2 separate regions of the Mus musculus genome follow, and region 1 is linked to region 2. A link is a loop called in an ENCODE intact Hi-C map of the cell type or tissue named here. Cell type or tissue: left cerebral cortex. All regions are shown on one strand.

What was found. Hi-C counts contacts between places; a loop is a spot of excess contacts. Peaks named below come from ENCODE experiments on the same cell type or tissue, not always from the same donor. Only the 100,000 strongest peaks of a DNase experiment are listed, where the experiment ranks them.
Region 1: a loop joins it to region 2, with 2.3 times the contacts of the local background. A loop is called at or near these places in 12 of 42 quality-filtered maps.

What each region holds. Positions count from the first base shown.
Region 1 is chr19:43,851,845-43,854,344 of GRCm38, forward strand. Dnmbp (dynamin binding protein) reads right to left here. Exons shown (of 16, transcript NM_028029.4): 13 at 2,289-2,468; 14 at 380-578. Among named protein-coding and RNA genes, the nearest start is that of Gm24400, 4.3 kb to the right of the region's middle. In left cerebral cortex, a CTCF peak has its summit at 1,197 (motif pointing right); DNase peaks (open chromatin) are centred at 258 and 1,206.
Region 2 is chr19:43,939,385-43,941,884 of GRCm38, forward strand. Dnmbp (dynamin binding protein) reads right to left here and starts at 814. Exons shown (of 16, transcript NM_028029.4): 1 at 733-814. In left cerebral cortex, a CTCF peak has its summit at 947 (motif pointing left); DNase peaks (open chromatin) are centred at 342 and 898; H3K4me3 peaks cover 1,313 bases; H3K27ac peaks cover 450 bases.

The sequences.
Region 1 (2,500 bases), 88 kb before region 2:
AGGTTCTGAAAAAGCCCTGTTCTTCTCAGCTTGCTGCATTTTAGAATTCTGGGGAAATGGGTTACACTGAAGTCCAGAATCCTCCTTCAAAAAAAGAAAGCTACGAGCTGTTTGATTTTGAGTCACTCTCTGAACAGCCATGGACACTGCTGCAGGGGAAGCTGACAAAACCACAGGCTTTATATCACATACACTTTACAGTTTACACACAGAAGGCAAACACAGCGACATCTTCAGGATAAATAATTAAAGCAACTGTCTCTGAAAGTCATCAAAACAACAGTAATCTTTAGCAGGCAGCTTCCGGCTCAACCCGGGCTCCGCCCACTGTAGAAATCAGGTCAACTCTATAGTTACTTCCCCCTAGTCAAAGGCTCACCTCCGTTGTCCACGAGCCAGCGGTTCTGGCTGCCCATGGGGTCTTTCTTTTTGATCACGCCCACCAGGTCGCCTTCCAAAAGGGAGACATCCAAGTCCTGCGCAGCGTTGAAGTTCCGCTGGACGTGGAAGAGCTTTTCCGGCGGGTACCTCGCCAGCAGGGAGCTCCGCAGCTCTTCCGACTGCAGCATGTAGCTTGGCTGAAAAGGTAGAACAGGGCCAATGAGAAAACTCACGCTGGCACCCTGGCAGCTATGGTTAATCTCAGCCTGCCACGGCAGGAGGGAGGCACCAACCCTGAGCCACATTTTTATAATCGAGTCTGGCTGTGTTAGGTAAAAAGCACACTGCAATGTTTTAATGGCTCTGAGGCAAGCTAACACCCTTACTTTATGCAACAACAAGAACAACAAAACAAAAATAGGATTAAAATACAACCAAAGTTCTGAGGCTGGGGAGGTGCTGTAGCCCAGAGGCAGAGCATATTTTTTACATGTGTAAGGCCTTGGGTTCAATTGCTAGTACCAAAAAAAAAAAACCCAAAAAACCAAAAAACAAAAACCTAAAAACTTTTTTTTTTTTTTTTGGTTTTTCGAGACACGGTTTCTCTGTATAGCCCTGGCTGTCCTGGAACTCACTTTGTAGACCAGGCTGGCCTCAAACTCAGAAATCCGCCTGCCTCTGCCTCCCAAGTGCTGGGATTAAAAGCGTGTGCCACCACGCCTGACCCAAAAACATTTTAAAACAAGATTATTTATATATTATGTTATAGTGGTCTGCCTGCACGTATGCCTGCAGGCCAGAAGAGGGCACCAGATCCCATTACAGATGGTTGTGAGCCACCCTGTGGTTTCTGGGATTTGAACTCAGGACCTCTGGAAGAGCAGTCAGGGCTCTTAACCTCTGGAGAGCCATCTCTCCAGCCCCTAAAATAAAATTTAAAATGAAAACAAAAAATTCTAAATACCAAGCATATCACTAGGTCTTATATTATTGTTATATAGACCTAAATAATGAGAGTTAAATTAAAGGGAGGAGCTGGAGAGATGGTTCAGGGGTCAAGGATGCTCTCTGCTCTTGCAGAGGACCAGAGAACCCATTTTAGACACCTCACGACCATCAGTGTCTGGAGCCCCAGAGCATCCAACGCCCTCTTCTGGATTCCACAGGTACCTACACATATAATCTAAAATAAAAATCTTTAAAATGAAAAACTAAAGGCAATAGTAAATCCAATTCTCCCTTGTAAACAAATGCTCATGGGATTTTATGGAGCAAATGCCAATATAGGGAGGGTGACCCGTCCTTCTTGTCTAGAAGCCCACAGGATCTGATGTATCTTACTGCAAATTTTAAAATATGAAAGACCTGTGTTAAAAAAACAAAACAAACAAACAAACAAAAAAATCCCAAAAACCACAATGCTACTCCAGGCAAAGAAGTCATTAAAGGTTTGGCTGTGTTAGCCTAATACAAGATCAAAACCAGACCTGACTCATTTCCCTTAATTAACTTATCAGTGTACAAGTGCTTCACTAAGATCCAAGAAGGATTCAGGAGGCATCAAACTCCAAATCTCCAGGTGGTCCCAGCTGGGTACCAGCAACCGCCTCAGTGATGCCCGAGATGGAACAGGCCCGACCAATAGCCTCAGGTTCTCCCTTGGTTATGAAGTCAAGACTCCCACACACTGCTCATGTGCAGAAGCACAGCAGCTGTTCAATATTAAATATGTCTACCTGCATGGTGCTCACGTGCTGGGCAGCTCCACACCTTAACTCGGTTAAGCCTGGTAATGGCCCTGTGATGGAGGGCTGGCCAGTATCAACTCCTGTCCGGAGATGAGGTGATGCGCTTAGATGCCCGGTGTGCACAGGTCAGTCCTGGAGCCACACCAGGTGCCTACTCACCATGCCCAGAAGGGTCTTCCGGGATGACTGGCGGTCTGTGGTTTTCCTCTCAAAGGGCTTCCTGGGCGCTGGGAGGGACTCGGGGAAGAATGTGAAGACCTGGAGCTGCTGTAGCACCCGGCTGTGCTCCTCAAGGAAGATGGCGATCAAGTTGCCTTCTCGGTCGGTGGCTTTCAGTAACTGCAGCCCGTGGGAGTCAAGACAGGAAAGGA
Region 2 (2,500 bases):
CTATGCTCCTACCAGAGAATCGGTGTCATCACTAGCTTGTCACCATTATTAATTAGGAAGTTCCACAAGGTGCTCCCAAGACTATAAAAGAAACACTGTCAGACAGGTTACAGAATTTGCCAGCCATAATCCCACATGCGACCTTGCTTTTCAAGTTGGTTTTTCAACACGACCCTGTGCCCTAAAAACACCCTTCGCAGCTCTTAATACACACCACATGCTGTCCTGTCCGGTCACCCCAACACCCCTTTATTCGAGTGACAACCATCCTCCTCTGACACAAGCATGCAATCGTCCTGGGTACCTAAAAACTCCAGTAAGCCAAAACTGCATCTCCAGCTAAATATAAATAGTCCCGGGTTATTTGGGAAACCATCGCTGCCTGGCTGTCACGAAATCCCGGCCTCTCATGCCCACCAGCTGCAGCAGTGACCAGGAGCAGGACTGGGGCTCAGTTCTTCAACTCAAAGCCAAGAGGCAGGGCGGCGCAGTGACAGCGCCCCGGCTGGACACCTCGCCCCCCGGTCCGCGCCCCGGGACGGTCCCTAGGGCTGCTGCCCCCCCCCCCCTGCACCCCCTCGGCCGTGAGTGAAGACAGCGAGGGCCTCGCGTCTCGCGGAGCGCAGCTCAGCGCGACCGAGAGCTGCGCCGCAAGCCCCGCGCGCCCCGCAGGCGACCGTCCCCGCTACCCCACCACCCCGCCACCCCACGGACGCCCGGCCCCGCACCGACCTGCTCTCTGCCGCTCGGCGTTCCCTCCGCGCACAGCCACTGGTGGCCCGGCCGGGCCGCGGTCACCTCCCCTCAGCGGCGGCGGGCGGGCGGGCCGATCCGGGTGACTCCGCGCCGCCCCGCCTCCCTTAGCGCCGCTTCCGTCCGGTGGCCCCCGGCTCCGTTTCCCGCGCTCGCGCCCCCTGGCGGCCGCCTAGCCCGTCGCTCCGCCACGTCAGGGCTCGGGCTCCCAGGGCCTTTCAGGGAAACTGAGGCACGGACTGCGTGGGGGCGTTTAGCGACACACCTCGCTCAGGCTAGGATCCAGATCCCCACGCACTCGCGCTACCGCCAACCTAGAGAACTCAAATTCTCCGCTGCGCGAATTCTCTTACTCCGAGGCGGAGGCTAGCCTTGAACCTTCCATCGTCCTTCACTCCTCCAAGTGCTGGATTACAGGGGAACACCATCAGGTTACTGCCCACTCCTCATCGATTTTTTTTTCTTTTCTCCCGAGCAAAGTCTCACAGGACAATTTTGAGAATTTAAAAGCAAGGAATCACAGAATACTAGAACCAAACGTCCCGGTTTCTGAAAAGTCCCGGAAGACTTCTGACTGTTAAAGATCGCAAGTGCGTGGAGGAGCTGGTGCAAGCGCGGGGACCGACCTAGCAGATTTGAGGAATGCAGGAATCATATATCACTATGCACACACAGCAGAGATAAGGCTTTATTTTAAAATCTCATCAGCTAGATTGTTTCTTGACTCTTCAAAAATCGTAGTAAACTAGACATAGCATAAAGTGTATCGTTTGAACCATTGTCAAGTGTGCGTGCAGTCCATCAGAGTAGGTAAATTCACATTGCTACGCATCCATCATCTTGTCCGGCACCGGGACCCCAACTTCCCAAACTGAAACTGCTCTTATCGTACAGGGACTCCACTCCCAGCGATTCCTAGTCTCTCGTGTCCTTAAGAATTCGTCTACTCTGAAGACCCTCATACATGCAATCTACAATACTTGGCCTTTTGGTGCCTGCCTTATTTTGGTTAGAATAATGCCCTAAGTTTCATCTGTGCTGTTCTATGTGTCGGAATTTCCTTCCTTTTTACTGCTAAATATACTGCGTTGTGTTTAGGCGTTTGTCCTTCACTGGGCATTCGGCGGAGTTTCCCCTTTGGCTACTGTGGCTAAGGCTAGGACCCAAATCGTACACGTATCTGCTGGACCCATTGCTTCCAGTTCTTTGGAGGCTGTACCTAGGGGTGAAACTGCTGCTCACATACATTATTCTCCTCCTTTGCTGTCTGAACACTGAAGGAAGGCATTTTTGTGGTAAAACATAAATATTCCAGATTTTTGTTTTTGAAAGAAATTGATCAAATGCTTCAGCGGCCTGTCAAACAGTAAGCTTTTCTCCCCCTTTCAAGTAAAATGACAATCTACTACCTAGATAATGGTATTATTATCTTTCTTTCTTACTTACTTTCTCTTTTGAGACAGAGTCTCCTCTCTCTTATGTGGCTTTGACTGTCCTAAACCTTGCTGTGTAGACCAGGCTGGTCTCAAACCCCCAGCGATCCATTTGCCTCTGCCTCCACCTCCAGGTGCTGGGGGAAAGGTGAGCACTGCCACACCCTGGCGCTAATGCTTGTTATTATTAACTAACCACAATTCTGTTTTCTGTGTGCATACTTTTCTATTGTGGTTTGGACCCAAGGAGTCCTTATGAAAGCCAGATGAACTGGAAGCAAAGATTTCATTTTGAAACTAAAACAACATTGGAA